2 separate regions of the Homo sapiens genome follow, and region 2 is linked to region 1. The links are chromatin loops, found by intact Hi-C in ENCODE. Cell type or tissue: left lung. All regions are shown on one strand. Links, peaks and the distances in the headings refer to the core of each region. The heading gives the core; the rest is flanking DNA. Region 1 holds the start of LOC105377157 (a long non-coding RNA gene). Region 2 has its middle 150 kb from the start of PROK2.

Region 1 (8,985 bases), core at 282-8,281:
TTTCCCCATGTACAGGGCTCCTCCAATGATGTCACTACAAAATTGCTTAGATATTATTTTAAAGTAGCCATCTTACTTTAAATATGGTATATTAGCCCATTTAGCATAGCTATAAAAGAGTACCTGAGGCTGGGTAATTTATAAAGAAAAGAGGTTTATTTTGGCTCATGGTTCTGCAGGCGGTACAAGAAGTGTGGCACCAGCATCTGCTTCTGGTGAGGCCTCAGGAAGCTTCCACTCATGGTGGAAGGAGAAGGGGGAGCAGGTGTGTCACATGGTGGGAGAGGGAGGAAGAGAGAGGGGAGGGAGGTCCCAGACTCTGGTTCATGCAAGCAGATCGTGCATGAACTCGTTACCATGGGGTTGGCACCAAGCCACTCTTGAGGGCTCCACCCCTAAGAGCCAAACACCTCCCACTAGGCCTCACCTCCAATTTTGGGGATCACATTTCAACATGAGATTTGCAAGGGACAAACATCCAAACCATATCATATGGGAATTGAAATTTTTTATAGATTATTTACAATTATAACCAGACCTGTGAAGAGAATGGCCTTGGGATCAGTCAGGCCTGGATTTGAGTCCTGGCTCTTTGCGGCTTCTATCAGGTGACTCAGCCTCTCTAAGGACTGAGTGTCCTTATCTGTATGATGGAAATGATAGTACAGCAGCATAGTGTTCCTCAAACATTACTGTGTACACCTTGCTAAAATGCAGATTGTATTCAGTACCGGGGGTGGTGCCTGGGAATCTGCATTTTTGCAAGCTCCTGGGTGCTGCTATTGCTGGTCTGTAGGACAGGCCTTGGCAATCTGTGGCCCTCAGACTCATTTTGTTCAGCCCCACAAGCTAAGAAGGTTTTTTTATGTTTTTTATATGTTTAAAATCTTGTAAACCACAAGCAAATAAAAAATTTGAAAAATATGTGACAGTGACCATATGTGGCATGCAAAGCCTGAAATATTTACTGTCTGGTCCTTTACAGAAAAAGTGTGTTGCCTCCTGTTGCAGATTCCAGTTCTACTGCTGCTTTATCCCCTATACCCTTGGGCCGCCTGAATTCACCTGCGGCTGCAGGCAAAGGCATTTTCCAGCATGCTAATAATTCCCATCTCAAATACCTGTGCCTCTCTCTTCTCTGCTGGAAGGCTTTATTTTTGGCACTAGGTGAGCTTTCTCAAAGATCTGGAGACCTAATTGGAGCTGGGGGGAAAGTTAACTTCAATCAGTAGGGAATAGAGTCAGATGGGTAAGTGTGCCAGTGTCCCTGTGAGTGGATTCTGAGGTGTGCTCCATGCTGTTTCACAGAGTGCACCCATGAGAGTGAGTTCCATGTGTCCACGTTAGTGACCTGCTTATTAAGGCACGCTTCATTGGCTTTATCTTGGCTAGCTCTTCCTTTTGATGTGCTGGTACCAGCTTACATAGGTTTTTGAGAATCAATGTGTGCATCTCTTCCCTCTGTGTTCAGTGATGTCATGATGGTGACCTAAAATTGACTATGGTGTCATATTTATACCAGGGAAATCCCTAGATGCTATAAATCAGGTTGTTGTTGTTGTTATTGATTTTTTTTTTTTTTTTTTTGAGACAGAGTCTCCCTCTGTTGCCCAGGCTGGAGAGCAGTGGCACGACCTTGGCTCATTGCAACCTCTGCCTCCTGGATTTAAGCAATTCTCTTGCCTCAACCTCCCCAGTAGCTGGAATTACAGGCACCTGCCACCACGCCCAGCTAAATTTTGTATTTTTAGTAGAGACTACCATGTTGGCCAGGCTGGTCTCAAACTCCTGACCTCAGATGATCCACCTGCCTCTGCCTCCCAAAGCGCTGGGATTACAGGCATAAGCCACCTTGCCCGGCCTGTTGTTATTGTTGTTGGACAGCCAGATGTTAGACATTTACCAACATACCATTTCCTTACTTGTCCTTTCTGGCCCAAATAAACTATGTGTACCCAAGTCCTTGTCTCAGGGTCTGCTTTGGGTAGAACTCATACTAGGAGAAGTACCTACCTGCCTCATAGTTTTGATGTTCCTGCACCAAAATCACACAAGATCACATCTGAGAATCATTAGCACAAGACTTAGTACGTGACAGTCACTTAAATGTCAGTTCCTTCTTCTTTCATCTCTTTCCCTTAGGAAAAGGGAGACTCCACAGCATTTTCCAAGATACCTGCCCTACAGGCTTTTGGTACCAAAGTCAGCTCGGGCCCCCTGGGCCACCTGGTCACCTTACTGGAGGCTACAGAATGACTTATTTGGCCTGTGTCCACACACAGACCACCACGCACAATGGGCAACAGGACATGGGCTGAAACTTGAATTGGCGTCAGGAAGGAAGCATATCCATTGCAACCACATGAAACTGAAAACATGTGGGCAAGGCAACCATGACAGCACCAGCATGTTCTACCAACTCCCACCAATGGGATGCAAACAGTGCCCCTTTGTGCAGAGGTGACAGAAATGAGGCTGGTAGCTCCTTCAGGGTGCTGTAAAGTGAGGTTGGAACTCAGAGCTAGAGAAGAAGAGGTGAGGCCCAGAAAAGTGGGAAGGAGGAGACAGAAAAGGCACGACTTGAAAGAGACTGCCAGGTCGGAAGAAGTGGCTCACCCCTGTAATCCCAGCACTTTGGGAGGCTGAGGCAGGAAGATCACTTGAGCCCAGGAGTTCGAGATCAGCCTGGGCAACATGGTGAAACCCCATCTTTACCCAAAATACAAAAAAATTAGCCAGGTGTGGTGGCGCATGCCTGTGGTCCCAGCTACTTGGGAGGCTGAGGTGGGAGGATCCCTTGAGCCTGAGAGGCTGAGGCTGCAGTGAGCCAAGATCTCACCACTGCATTCCAGCCTTGGTGACAGAGTAAGACCGTGTCTCTAAATAAATAAATAAATGAGAAAAGAGAAAGAGACCGTTAGGTGCCACCCCATATCCATTTTCCCCTTCCTACTTAGTAACGACCCCAATTTTTAATTCAGTGCTCAGCCAAAAGACCACATGACCCTATTTCCCTTGTAGCTGGGTGTGACTCTTATTCTAGTCAATGAGATAAAAAGTGGAAGTTGTGTGTGGGGCTTCCAGGAAGGCCCTGTAAAGGATACTGACTCGTCTAACCAACAGGCCGTTTTGCCCTCCCCCTCTTTTTCCTTATTGCAGCCTGGAGCTTGGTGTGACAGTTGGAGCTCCAGTAACTGTCTTGGGTGATGAGTTACCCTGGGATGGAAGTTGGCGCTGAGGATGGCGTGTGCAGATTGCAGTGTGGTTCTCTCTCCCACTCCGCCCTGGATCTGCTGACATGCCTCATTTTCTCCTCGTCCTGCCAGCAGCTGTATGTCCTTCCTCACGTCTAGCCACCGTGCCTTTCAGGATGCCAGCTCTCTGTGCTACGGCTGTGCCTCTTCCCTGAATTACTCAGGTCTATGCTAAGTTTTGGGCTCTCGCAACTTCCCTGGATTCTCCCCAGAATGAGAGTACAAGCCCCGGTTTTCGGATTCCCCAATCAACATGAGGGTTTTGCCACTCCGCAACGGGCTCAGTTCTGTAGCAGTGTCTGGAATGACCAGCATCTAAGCCTTCTTTCCTTCCTTTCTGGTCCTTACACTTCCTCCCCAACTTGTAGAAACTTTATAGGTGGCAAAAGGTACAAGGAACAAGATAACGTCTCTCTTTTGTTATATATGACTCTAAATTTCAAAACATCTATGACTTTTGAAACACAAAACTGTCAGAATTATTTCCCTTCTTCTCCCCATCCTGTGATAACATCCTTTTTCTGAGATAATAAAAGCCGTTGGCCCAGGTTCCCAGAGTGGGGAAAGGGTTGGCAGCCATAGGAAGTACTACCGGGCCAAAGCATCAGTGTGTATCTTGCAATACCTTACCACATTGAGAAAAGGGGGAGGAGACACTAGGAGAAGAGCTGAACAGCATCAGAGCCAGAGATGGATCAGGTCAGTATTGGCAATGTAGTTAAGAGCAGTGTGATGCTGCTGCTGAAATATCAGAGTCCTGTATGTCTCCCCTGTCTCTCCTCAAAGTCCCATGGGGGGGACCTCATCACTCATCATGAGAGGAAGCTGCTCTCAAGCCCACCTTGCAGCATGGAGGAAAGAAAGGAGCCCACATCTGAGGATGCCCAGCATGGCCTGGGCCCTTGAACAACAGGGTCACAGCCAAGGATTCTCACCCCTCCAATGTGGCAGAGGGGCCCCACTCTGGGGAAGGTGGCCTGCTCAGGGTCACAGTGGGTGGAGCAGCTTTCAAGGCACCCAGCATTTAATAATTGATCCTGTCAAAAATCATCGATGGGTGCTAAAACAAGTGGGCCTAAGTTTGCTGAGGAACAGGCATTCATAGCATCTCCACATATGATATTCAAAGTCTCAAAGTCTCTTTCAAAGCCACCAAATTTAACGTCACCAGTTATGGGACAAATTGACATTGTGTGCCTTCTGATAGGATGCACTGAGAAAAACACATCGCTTTTGTGACATTTCTGGCCAAAATGTCTAACCTGAATCTAATCACAAGGAAACATCAGACAAACCCAAACTGAGGGACAGTCTACAACAGTAACTGGTCTGTATTCCCGAAAAACATCAAGGTCACGAAAATCAAAGGGAAGGCTAAGGAGCCATTTCCAGTGGAAAAAGACTGAATAGAAGGGACACCCAAAAGCAACGTGGATTTGATCCTAGACCAGAGAGGAAAGGGTGTTTATGACGGCCATCTTTGAGGCAGGCAGCTGCATCTGAAAGGGCCCCTCGATTGGATGGTTGCATTTCTCTCCATGTTAATTTCCTGATTTGGGTGATTGTATTATCTTTATGTAAGGACGCTTGTTCTTAGGAAATAAATGCTGAAATATTTAGGGATGAAGGAGCATTCTTTCTCCATCCCATTTCTTCCCCCACCCCTTCTCTTCCTCCTTCCCTCTCCCACCCCCAAGCAAGTGTGGTGAAATATTCATCAGTGGGGGATCTGGGTAAAAGGTACTGGTGAGTTGTTTTTTGCACTATTCCTGTAAGTTTTCTACACATCTCAAGTTATTTCAATATAAAAAATTACCACCCCAACCCACACCCTCTAAAATATTTGAGGAACATGAGATCAGGGAGGGGAGGAGCCCCGAGCGCCCCCTAAATGTCCATGTTCAGATCAGAAAGGGGCTTTGAAAAGCCTGAAGTCTAACCCTCTCATTTCACCTCTGAAGGCTGAGACACCAGAGAGGTACAGGCACACAGGTCCCATGAGCCCAGTGCAAATGCGTGTAAGCCCCTTGCCATACTGCCTCCCTGCTTCTGAATCCCAGATCTGCCATTTGGTAACTAAGAGAACTTGAGCAAGCTACTGACAGGCTCCAGGACCTGCTACCCCCAAATATGATACCTTGGCACATTGACTGTTTCAAGCTGAAGGAATCTGTAAAACAGCAGGTGCAGGAAGATCTCTCTGACCTTTCCCTGAGGCAGGTCATAAGCCCCTCCATGAGAGGTGCCCTTTCTATGCCTGGAGAAGAGGAGGATCCTTATCTCCAAGTCACAAGGACATGTAGAGGAACCTAGATGCAGGCTTGCTGTCTTCCCCAGCTGACCACTCTTACTTCCTACCTTTCTTTTGTCCTGTCACATTTTCCCAAGAATCTCCATTCTTCATCAAACCTAGCATAAATACATTCAGGTTTAACAACTTCTTTGGGTCTTCACTTTCTCATACTCTCCTGTGTCATGTAAAATACATATATTAAATAAATTAGTATGTGTTTCTCTTGTTAATCTGCCTTCTGTTACAGGGGCCCCAGATGAGTCTTAGAGGAGTAGAAGGAAAAGATATTTTTCCTGCACTACACTGCGTATGCTTTCTAGTCCCCAATTTCCTCATCTGGAAAATGAAAGGATAAGAGCACCTCTTGGGGAAGGGAGTGAGATAAAGTTCATGCGCAGCACTTAGCACAGATCATGCTCCATCCATGACTGATCAATGTCAGTGTGTACTACTACTGTTGTTGTTATCACTGTTATTTATACCCTGACTCACTACCCTGGATTTACTAAGAAAGGAACTGATTAATGTATCTGTAAGAATGTTTCCAGTTGAGAGAGACAGAGACAGAGAGAGAGAGAGAGAGAGGAGAGAGAGAGAAAAGAAAAGAAGAAGAAGAAGAAGAAGGAGAGGAGGAAGAGGAAGAGGATGAAGAAGAAGAAGAAAGGAGGAGGAGGAAGAGGAGGAGGAGGGAAAGAACGATAACACAAGAACACAAGGGAAAGTATTTTTTAGAAAGTAAATATGTTATCTCCTGTAACAACAAGTCTGGATATGAAATGGCTCCCCAAGGGATTCGTCAGGTGGTTCATTGCTGTCACCAAGGATACAGGTTCTTCCCCACTAACTGTCCTGCCAGCCTCTGCTCAACTTCGGGATGGATCCTTCCAACATCCCACATTTGCTGTTGAAGTTTTAGCATCATAGGCAAAAACAAAACAAAACAAACAAACGAACAAAAAAACCAACCCCCGGAGACAGACAAGTGAAAGATCTCTGTTTTGTCTCAATCTTTAAGATCGAGGAAAAATTCCTAGAGTCTCATTAATGTCCCTTTATATCTCCTTTTTCAAAATAACTTCACATGCCCCATGCTCAACCAAACTTTTATGAGGACATGGGATGAGCTTGTGTATAGGTAAGAATTACACTGGCCGGAAGGGAACAGAAAAACCTCGTATAACAGTGTCTAAACAAGACAGAAGTTGCTTTCTTTCACATTTTGGAAGCCTGGCTATGCAGTTGGGCACCTCTACTTCAGGAACCCAGGCTCTTTCTAATCTCATGCTCCTCTGTGCATGGTTCCACTCCAAGTTGCTTCATAGCCCCAAATGGCTGCTCCAGCTCCAGTCCTCTTGCACTCATTCCAGCACCAGAGGAAAGAAAAAGAGAGGAAAAGCAAAGTTCCAGGCCGGGTGCGGTGGGGCTCACGCCTGAATCCCAGAACTTTGGGAGGCCAAGCCGGGTGGATCACAAGGTCAAGAGATCGAGACCATCCTCCCCAACATGGTGAAACCCCGTCTCTACTAAAAATACAAAAATTAGCCGGGCGTGGTGGCGCGCACCTCTAGTCCCAGCTACTCAGGAGGCTGAGGCAGGAGGATCACTTGAACCCGGGAGGCAGAGGTTGCAGTGAGCCGAGATAGCACCACTGCACTCCAGCCTGGGTGACAGAGCAAGACTCCATCTTAAAAAAAAAAAAAAGCAAAGTTCCTTTCTATAATGGACACTTTTAGAATTGTACATTCTACATATGCTGACTCCACCTGGACAAATCTCAATCACATGGTCTTACCTGGCTGTAACGAAGGCTGAGAAATGTCTATCCTGCACAGCCATGGGCACAAATAAAAATTGGAATTTCTATTGCTATTTAAAGGGGAGAAGGTACAGCTTACTGGGTGATAACCAGCAGTCTATGCCACACACGATTCCATCAGCACTGGGCGTGACCTGGCCTACCTGAGGCCATGGCTGCCTCATACCTGCACAAAATCAGGTTCAGCTAACCTTGTGGCAAGGTTGGGAAGGGTTGTTGGATAGGCAATCACAGGTTACAGAGACTAGCAAACTCCCATCACTGCTTACCAGGTTACCAATTAGTAGAAATGAGCAAGTTTTCCTTTTGGTCTTTTCAATGTACCACATCTTCCTCCTACATTCTCTCCTCTTGCTCCTCTAGAATAAAATCTATAAAGCACGCAGTTGCATTATTCATGTGCTAGTCACACAACTCTTGTGCTCAGTAAGTGCCTGAATCACTTGTGAGACCCAGAGCACAGAACATTCCATCCCCATCAGATCCACTTGGGGGAGGAGGTGCTATTACCCTGAAAGTCATTTCTATGGTATAAATTCACCCTTCTTTGCAAAATGATTCATTTTTAGTGCCCACAAATCACTCTTCCAAGAATATCACCACACATGTGGAGGGAGATTCTTTCCCTCCCAAAAGCTCAACAGTTGTGGATCTGATGACGTTATTTCCAGAATTCAGAATGAACAGGGTTACTGGGAATAAAGGATGTGACTTACAAGATGACACATGGAGGAGAGGCACATGATCAGCTCAGCTATCTAGATATATTTAAGTATGGTTTATCATGGGGTTTCACGAAGAAGGCTCCATGTTTAAACATCTGGCTGTTCCATCTTTACAGGAGACATTTGTTGCTTCTCTCTGTCCAACATCCAATTCCTTGACTTTATTGACAGAATCCATATTTCCCTTGGGAACCGGCCCTGCAAAAGTCTCAGTTCAAGCTGAGATTAACACCACCTTTGTCTTTTGGAGTTGACATGTTACTCATGCTGTTATAGAAGTATTGAGTTCCCTTGTCCACAGCAATTTGTTCATAATTGGAAAAATGATCCCAATCACTCAATATATCCCATTACCTGGCTTTTTATCAAAACTGTAGCAAAGACAGAGGCTCCATGTTCAGCTCGACTTGGGATTAGGAAAATGCAAATCTAGAGATGCTGGGTGCCATGATGTGAAGAGAGGCCACCTAAAAATGGAAGGATTTACTTGTCTCAGTAACCTATTAACTCCCAGTACAGAAGCCATTCTCTCCTTTGTCTTGTTAGCAAAACCCTGATTTTGTACATAAGGAAGCAGAACCAAGAGGTTTAGAGAGAGCTTGAATTTTCACGTCGTATATTAAGTGCCTGGGTCCACCATACCTGAAGGAATGTCACTTAAATTTTCCATTAGTGAGCCAACGTTTTTGCTTAAGCCAATTTTACTTGGATTTATATTACTTGCAATCAAAGATCCTGGTTAATTACAGCCATGTCAGTCATTGAGCTTCTCCTTTATTTGACATTGGTATGCAGTCATTTTTTTTTTTTTTTTGAGACAGTGTCTTTCTCTGTTGTGCAGGCTGGAGTACAGAGGTGCAGTCTCAGCTCAGTGAATCTTTGACCTCCCAGGCTTAA
Region 2 (8,985 bases), core at 682-8,681, 61 kb before region 1:
CGGGCGGATCACCTGAGGTCAGGGGTTCGAGACCAGGCTGGCCAACATGGTGAAACCTTCTCTCTACTAAAAATACAAAAATGAGCCGGGTGTGGTGGCGGGCACCTGTAGTCCCAGCTTCTCAGTAGGCTGAGGCAGGAGAATTGCTTGAACCCGGGAGGCGGAGGTTGCAGCGAGCCGAGATTTCGCCACTGCACTCTAGCCCGGGCAACAGAGTGAGAGTTCATCTCAAAAAACAAACAAACAAACAAACAAACAAACAAAAACACTCGGGCCAGATGTGTTATGAAATTTAGGATTTTTTGAATGTTAGAAAGGCAATACTCTATGTATGCCATTTATTATTTAACACCGATCATTGAACTCATTAATCCTTCTACACAGGAAAACATTAATATTCACATTAAGTGGACTAAATAGATTAAGTTACATTATGCCAGACAGAGTCGGGATGAATGAGTTTAGTTTAGGCTCAGGTTTGGTCATCAAATGAATCACCAAAAAAAAAAAAAAATTTGTTTTCAGAGCTTTCTGGATTTCAGAATTTCAGATAAGGGAATGTAGGTCTCGGCTTCTGTATTTCACAGGGAGGAGTAGTCCGAGTAGGTGTCTGCCAACAAGGATAAAATTAGCCAGGATCCCAACAGGCAGAAGTTCAAGTGCACAAAAAGCAACCTCCTCTTTTCAGTAACTATGCATTCCTTCCTCCTCTGCATTCCTGCATGCTGCTGCCAGTGCTGATGTGCTAGAACATAGCTTGCATCATGTCACTCCCTGACTCAACACCCTTCCATGGCTCGCTAACATTCAGCCCCTTAGCCTGACACACAAGACCTTTAGTGATCTAACCTCTGACTGACTGACTTTAAGTCTCATCTCTTGGTCTTCCTCCAGAAATCACCTGTAATTGGCAGATCCTCGACACTGGACACTTGCAGCGCTTGGGCCAGCTCTGCCTGGCATGTTCTTGTCCTCCCCTTCATCTTGCTGAAATTGCATTCAACTACCAACAGGTGGCTCTGAGGTTAACCCTTTGCTGACACCCACACTTCCCTGCACACAGCTGGGCATATGGTTCTGTGAGCTCTAATCCAGAAGGCAGCTGCTCTCCCCCAAACCAGGCTCCACCAGCGAGCGGACGCTATAACTCTGTATCACCAGTACCCTGCACCATGCACATTGTAGGCACTCAAAACACACAGAGATGATCAGACCACCTGCTAAAGGGTATTATCTCCTACTTAATACTCCTTAGCAGCTTCCAGTGCACTTAGAATAAAGCCCCACATCTTAACAAGGCCCGGGTTCATCAGGTCTCTGCCTACCTTGCCCTGTTTTATCTCTCAGTACCTCATCTTCCCATCCATGGTCCAGCTACATTAGCCTGTTTAGTTTATGGGGAGACCTACGTCCCTCCCCCTTTCACATGGTTAGCCCCTCCTCATCCTATATCTTTCAACATAGGCATCACTCCCTGGGAGAATGGCGTTCCTTTGTTTCATGTGATAGAGGGATCCGACTCCCCACACAATATCCTTTCTGCCTTTTGTCCTTGGTTTTAGAATCATGATTTTATTTTAGGGTGACATGAGCCCAGTTAAAGTCTATTATTTCCAGCCTCTCTTGCAGATAGGTGGCCATGTAACAGGGTTCTGATGAGGACATGTAAGTGGAATTTGATTGGTTAATACTCACAGGAAAGCTCTTTAAAGGGGTATAGCGTTTTGTTCTTCAGCCTTCCTGGAATATGAACCTGATGCCTGGAGCTCCTGTGGCCATCTAGCACCATGAGATATGCTAAAAATTATGGGCCAGAGGACCGAAGGGGCCTGAGTTCCTGATGACTGTAGAGTCGCTGTACCAGCCATCTCTGAATTTTATTTATGAGAGAGAAAAACTGCTAATATTTAAACCACTGTGATTCTTAAAAATGGAAAAAAATCCTGCAAATCTAATCCTACCATTATGTTATTATCTGAATTTGTAATTAAACATTTATTTGAAGGATTATTTGGTTACTGTCTCTCTCCCAGTAGACAGATTGTTAATAGCCTGGAGGATAGGCGCAATATGGATTTTTGCTTACACTGCGACATGGCCAGTGTGTAGTAGCTACTGACCAATGAAACAAATGCCATCTTATTTTATATCAGCTCTGGAAGCTTGCCACCAGGTCCTTCTGTTTAGATCTCCAAGCTTGCATGTATTAGTCTGTTCTCATGCTGCTAATAAAGCCATACCTGAGTCTGGGTAATTTCTAAAGGAAAGAGATTTAATTGACTCACAGTTCCACATGGCTGGGGAGGCCTCACAATCATAGCGGAAAGCAAAGGGGAAGCAGGACGTGTCTTACATGGCAGCAGGCAAAAGAGTTTGTGTAGGGGAACTCTCATGTATAAAACCATCAGATCTTGTGAAACTTATTCACGACCACGGGAACAGCATGAAGGAACCACCCGGTGATTCAATTATCTTCACCTGGCCCCACCCTTGACCTGTGGGGAGTATTACAATTCAAGGTGAGATTTGGGAGAGGATAGAGCCAAACTATATCATTGCAGTTTGCACTGCATATAGAAATGATGACTCTCAGACACTTGAGGTAAGAAAAAGAATTCCTACAAATAAAGATTCTTCCGTGCATCTCTCTTCTTTCCCAAGTGTCTGCTGCTCAGGAAAGTTCCAGCTGGCACAGTTCCATCTCTCTTTTATCATGCTCCTCTTGTGCCATTATTCTCTCGTTCTTTCTGATCTAACGAGTCTGAACTGCTTATCCTGTAACGTACCATGCTTTTCCCTTTCTCCCGGTCTGTGCATGTGCTGTTCCTTCCTGGAACTCATTTTACCTCTCTAGTGCCTAGTCATCCACAGGTCTCCGTTTGATGGCGCCTCCTCCAGGAAGCCTTTCCAGTCCCTGTAAGCCCAGGCCCTTCCCTACAGTGCTCCCGGGCCTCCCCACTCTCCATTACAGCATTTACAACACTGTATTATGTCCTCTATCCTCTGTATTGTGAGTTGAATTGTATTCTCCAACAAGATACGTTGAAGTCCTAACCCCCGAACCTGTAAATGTGATCTTACCTGGAAATAGGGTCTTTGTAGATGTAATCAAGTTATGATGAGGTCATTAGGGTGGGCCCTGATCCGATACAAAGTGTGTCCTTTTGAGAAGAGGAAAATCTGCATATAGACAGACACGGAGGGAAAACGCCGTGTAAAGACGGAGGCAGAGATTGGAGTGACGCATCTAGGAATCAAGGCATATCAAGGACTGCTGGTTCCTACCAGAAACTAGGAAAATGCACAGAGCACATTCTCCTCCAGAGGGAATGAACCTGCCAATGCCGTGATTTTGGACTTGTAGCTATTAGTGTGAGAGAATAAATTTCTATTGTTTTAAGCCACCCAATTTGTGGTACTGTGTTATGGCAGCCCGAGTAAATGAATGCACCCTATAAGGCTAAAAACTGCAGGGATGGCGATGAGGCTGCTCTTGTCATGGGAAGCCCTGTATCCATCTCTTCTCATTTCTAAGCATCCGATCTTGGCCATGATTATCAGCATCACTGATGGTTTTGCCTGGGTACCATGTAGGCCTTTGACCTATTATTGCCATCTCTAGGTGACCTCATGAGAGACACTTTTCCACTGGGGCCCCTGAGTGTCTTTGTCCTCCCAGCTGTTCCTCCCACCCACTCCACAGCACAAGACCTAAACCTCTGACTGCATCTCCCCACTCCTCTTGGTAAGATCCATACTGTTGAAACAGCGACCGCTAAACCACCAGGACAATTCCTTTTTCTTCTAGAATCCTCCTTGACTCTTCCAGAAACTTAAACATTGGCTGACTATTCCTGCCAAAGCCCCATAAAACCATCAGCATGTGCTCCTGGCATCTCTTCGGAGCCTTCTTAAGAGTACACAGTATTGTGGTTTGAATTGTGTCCCCCAAAAACCTATGTTCAAGTCCCAACCCTGGTACCTGTGAACATGCTCTAATTTGGAATTAGGGTCTTTGCAGATGCAATCAACTTATGATGAATTTATAATGAATTAGGGTGAGTCCTTAATCCAACATGATTGGAGTCTTCATGAGAGGAGCAGAGGAACCGAGACAGACACACAGATGAGGAGGCGGCCATGTGAAAACACGGATGCCCAGGAGGAAGAGAAACACGTGATCACAGAGGCAGCTATGGGAGTCATGCAGCTACGAACCAAGAAACACCACCAATTATAGCAACCAGGAGCTAGGAAGAGAGGAAGTGGCCCTGCTGACCCCTTGATTTTAGACTCCTAGTCTCCAGCCTTGAGAGAGAATACATTTCTGTTCCTTTAGGCCACTCAATTTGTGAGACTTTGTTATGGCAGTCCTATGAGACTGAATATACAAATAGACCATGGCCAGACAACATATAAAGCCGACCTCTGATCCACAACCTGAAGCAACCAGCCCAGGAAGCCAATCTACTGCCTACAGCAACTAGTCCAGAAAGTTAGCCTCCTGTCTGTAGTAACCAGCCCAGGATGCCACACAACAACCGCTGTAGCAATCAGCCCCAAGTGGCCAGGATATCATCAGTAACTGACAGCTTCCCCAACTTGTGTCCCCATGTTCAACTTAGGCCCAATCAGAGGAAGCCAAAGATGCACGCTAGCCCATCACATAGGATTGCCCCACTTCTCGTTAGCCCACCTCCCATGCCAACAACCTGAATCAGGGCTGAAATCTTCTCCTTCTTCCCTTTACAAAGCTTTCTGGCTCCTCTGCCTGCTTTTGCGTCTCTGTCAAACACACATGATGGTGGCTGACTCCCTTCCTGTAGCAAGCTCGGGTTGGTCTCATTTGGGTGGAAGGCAACTAATGAGAATTGGGAAATGAATACACCCGCATTTTTAAATAAAGTCTTAGACTAACAGTGTCCTGGTTCCTTCTCATCCACACCTTTCTCTGACGTCATTTTAGGCAGTTTTAGAGAGGTGAGCTTATTTTGAACGTATTTTGTGACTCATTAAATATCTCATTCACCATAATCTCCCCAGTCTCTGGCTGAATGCCAAGCAGATAGCAAGTGCTCAATTAATACCTTGTTTAATGGAATTGATGGTTCTCTTTTACCTGCCTGGGTAGAGATCACCTGGCCAGAGCATCATACTTCACAGGGGAAAGCTGTTGTACAGAACAGGCACGGCCTCATGCTTATTTAATACCCTAATAAAGGAGCTTTCCCACTAGATAATGTGATCCGGAGTGGACGGTTAATCACAGCTGGTCAATATTTATGAGGCCAGAAACCCAGCTGTGCCGTATGAGTTATTTACAAGCCAATTCTGGAGCCCATAAGCCTGCCTGTGAGACCCACCTGTTCCTAGGAACTGGAGCTAGTGAGACCGCCAAGGCGTGAAGTAGAGACCCTGTCCTCATCCCAGCAATTCAAATGACAACTCAGATGCCCCCCTGCTATCTTCCTGGAGCAGTAGGCATTTCTTTTGAATAAAAAGCTAAGCTTTGGCTTTTCTTCACTGCAAGCTTCAACACTCCCTTTACCAACCCCCTCCAGGTAATCACAGCAAAAACAGAAAAATCAGACAAGCACCAGGTACCCTAAGGCACTGGTTTTTCAACCTGGCTGTGCATTAGAAGCACCTGGGGGTGCTTGTTGATACTGCAAGTACTAGAGTCTCACCTAGCCCTGCAAGTGGGGCTGGGTACTGGGGCTTTTAAACATGCTGGGTGCCTGAGATTTGGGGTACCTGAAACCAATTTACAGATTCACTCTGAGAACTGCTGCTTCTAAGGCCCGTGGATTTAAAAGCAAAATGCCACACATGTGGGCATTCAGACTAATTGTGGAGATTCTTCAGATCTTGAAATAAGACATATCTGGTCTATGTGAGAAGCAGCATGGAATCATAAAAAAGCTCAGGCTTTGGGGTCTGAGAGATGCCCTGCCTGGTTCTGCATCTTCCCAGCTGTGTGGCTTTAGTTGTGCTGAACCCCTCTTAACCTCAGCGGATTCAAGACGCTGAAGACAGAGCCGGCAAAGGAGACATGAGATTTTATTTGGGGCTTCCGTACAGGGGAGAGTCCAGCAGCAGCGGGCTGGGCAGGAGAACCGCAACCCCCTGCACACAACATGCAGTTTATGCAGTATTTTCACTTAACACCCTTCCCCTAACGACCTCCACTTGGCAACCTTCATTTGACCCCAAACTCAGGGCCTCGATCCCCTGTACGGCCTGTGTGCCACAGGACAGGCCAGGGGCTCAGATGTTTATAGATCAGGAATGATATCTGGGCTGGTCACCCCCGGATTCCCTAGTTCGGAACACACATTCAGGAGCATCTGCCATACAGGGTCAGTCTAAGGGTGTGATGAAGCTATTGCTATTAGGTGTGTTTACCCCACAGCACATCATTTGCACTCTCTGAACCTGTGTCTTTACCATAAAAGTGGATAATAAAGGTTATTGGGAGGATTCATGAGTTTAGCACAAGGAAGAGGGAAAATATAGCAAGCACCTACCTGTTCCCAGCAATGTACCAGACAACGGAGATAAAGTGGTACATAAGAAACAGCCCTTGCCCTCTTAGAGCTTGTAGCCTAGTCTAAGGGACAGACATGAAATAATTAAAACAAACAGGTCATTGCACGTGTGATAAACTCAGCGAAAGAAAAGCATAGCATATTACCGGAGCGTGAAACTGATGACCGTGAGCTCCTCTGAGGGTCGGTGATAGGACATCCAATTAGAGAGCTGCAGAGGAGGAGGAGTACCAGGCCATGGAAGGGGTTGGAGGCTAGAAGGGGCTTTCCAGGCAGAGGGAGCAGAGTTTTCAAAAGTCCTGTGGCAGGATTGAGCGGTCAGGAAGCTAAAAGGTATTCTAGAAAACCCTTTGCGAATAAAGTTTAAAGCTTCCCCAATTTAAACAGAAATGGAGCCCTGCCTAAATGTAAAAGGCTACTAAGTAGAACTTGCTTATTGTGGCAGACAAGCTGTGGGGTTCTGGCCAGTTGTCTGCATCCGTCTCTGAGAATTCTTTTCCTTCAGCCACGGGGGAAGGAAGGCCCCTTCAGCCTAATGGGACCTGCGTAAGCCCACCCCTCTTCTGCAGCTGTTCGGCCAGGAGCGAGCTTTGGTTGGCTTCTTGCCGCTTAAATATTTCTCTCTCTCTCTCTGAATCAAGAAACAGAGATGAGAGAGTTGGCCGTTTAGTTACTTTAATGGCGCAACTTTAGAATGTCTAGACTTCTGCTTCAGAGAGATGCCTGGCTCCTACCTTCTGATAAGGCTGGCAGGTGAGCATTTCCTTAAATTCCACTCAAGTAGCCAATGTGAGTAGGTTATCATTCTTTATAACTAAACAACCTCTAGATCCTTCCACCTCCACCTCCACCTGGGGTTCTACAAGGCCCCATGGGCTAGGAAAGCCCGGCATTCATCAGGTTAAATCCCACCAGATTTGTATCTCTTCTGGTCCTGGTCATTTCCGTTGCTGACCCCCTGGAAGAATGAGTTCCTGTGAATGGCTTCACGGTCGTGGCTCTCAGGTAATTCCCATCAGATGGTGGCTGGCAGGTGCGACAAGTCGCTGTGGAGCCGCACACTGGGATTGCTGAAGCTCTACTCACAGTGTCCCGACCTAGCAGAACATTCCCTAGCAAAGAACAGGGCCTGACATAACTCCCTTCCACACCTCGGCTGATATTCCTCTAAAATGGCAAAGCAAGGTTGTACATCCACAGGTCCCTGCCGTCCACGGACCCCCTACCCAACACAGTGAGACTCTTCTGAGGCCCGGGAAGTGGTTGGGAAACCCTGGAGGTGGGTAGGATGGGATTTAATATTTACTGAACAGTTACTCTACAACAGGCGTAGTACTGGGTATTTTTTTTTCAGTTGACTCTCACTGTCACCTGTGAAGTAAATATCTTTTCCTATTTTACAGTGAGAAAACTGAAGTTCTGAGTTTAAAAACATGTTCATTTGCAATTATGTAGCTCAAATTACAATCCACCTATGTTCTGCACCTTTCAATAGCCATGTGACTCACCCTTTTAATGAAAGCTTCAGGGAAGTAAGGTAAGGACCCTGGAACTATTGCAAAGACGGACAAAGGGGCTGCATGATAGCAGACCTCCAGAGCCATGATGACAACAAGAAGGGGGATGTTTTCACCCCACACCCCTAGAGGAACTTAAGGGCAGCCTTCTTCTGTGTGTGTGTGTGTGTGTGTGTGTGTGTGTGTGTTTAGAGGATAATTAAAAAGAAAAAACATATATTGTATCAACCCATTCTCTCGCTGCCATGGAGAAACACCAGAGACTGCATAACTTATTTTGTTAAAAAAGAGTTTTAATTAACTCACAGTTCCACATGGCTGGGGAGGCCTCAGGAAACTTACAATCACGGTGGAAGGCACCTCTTCACAGGGTAGCAGGAGAGAGAATGAGTGCCTAGCAAAGGGGGAAGCCCCTTATAAAACCATCAGCTCTCATGAGAGCTAACTCACTGTCATGAGAACAGGGGAAACCACCCCCATGATTCAATGACCTCCACCTGGTCCCTCCCATGACACGTGGGGATTACAGGAACTACAATTCGAGATGAGATTTGGGTGGGAACACAGTTAAACCATATAATATATATAGCTGCATATCTATCTATCAATCATCTATAATCTATCTGCCCTCAGAAATCTCAATTCCTGACTGTTCAGGAGAAGATGGAGAAGAGCCACATAATGTGGGCCTTCGAGTGATTCTGGATGGGCAGTGTGCCTTTTAAAGTGGTTGAGGGTGCACTGGTTTCTTTTTATTAATCTGGAAATGTAGCAGGCTGTGGTACCATATCAAGAGCCCCAGACTCAGTCAGAAGCCCTTGGTTCCATTTCTGATCTTGCTCTTTCCTAGCTGTGTGACCTTGAGCAAATCCTTATCTTCTCTGATCTTCAATTTCTACCTTTGTAAAATTGTACTAATA

Evidence for each region. A loop is a pair of places that touch in the nucleus more often than their neighbours do. Peaks named below come from ENCODE experiments on the same cell type or tissue, not always from the same donor. Only the 100,000 strongest peaks of a DNase experiment are listed, where the experiment ranks them.
Region 2: it touches region 1 in a loop (6-fold over the local background); 1 of 110 quality-filtered maps calls a loop at or near these places.

Annotation. Positions count from the first base shown.
Region 1 is chr3:71,991,250-72,000,234 of GRCh38, forward strand. It overlaps LOC105377157 (a long non-coding RNA gene), which reads left to right and starts at 2,450. Exons shown (of 2, transcript XR_940957.3): 1 at 2,450-2,535; 2 at 3,160-4,873. In left lung, for the core only: no CTCF peak of the experiment used is centred there; no DNase peak of the experiment used is centred there; H3K27ac peaks cover 1,195 bases.
Region 2 is chr3:71,929,771-71,938,755 of GRCh38, forward strand. No RefSeq gene overlaps it. Among named protein-coding and RNA genes, the nearest start is that of PROK2, 150 kb to the left of the region's middle. RefSeq lists a silencer at 8,485-8,534. In left lung, for the core only: no CTCF peak of the experiment used is centred there; no DNase peak of the experiment used is centred there.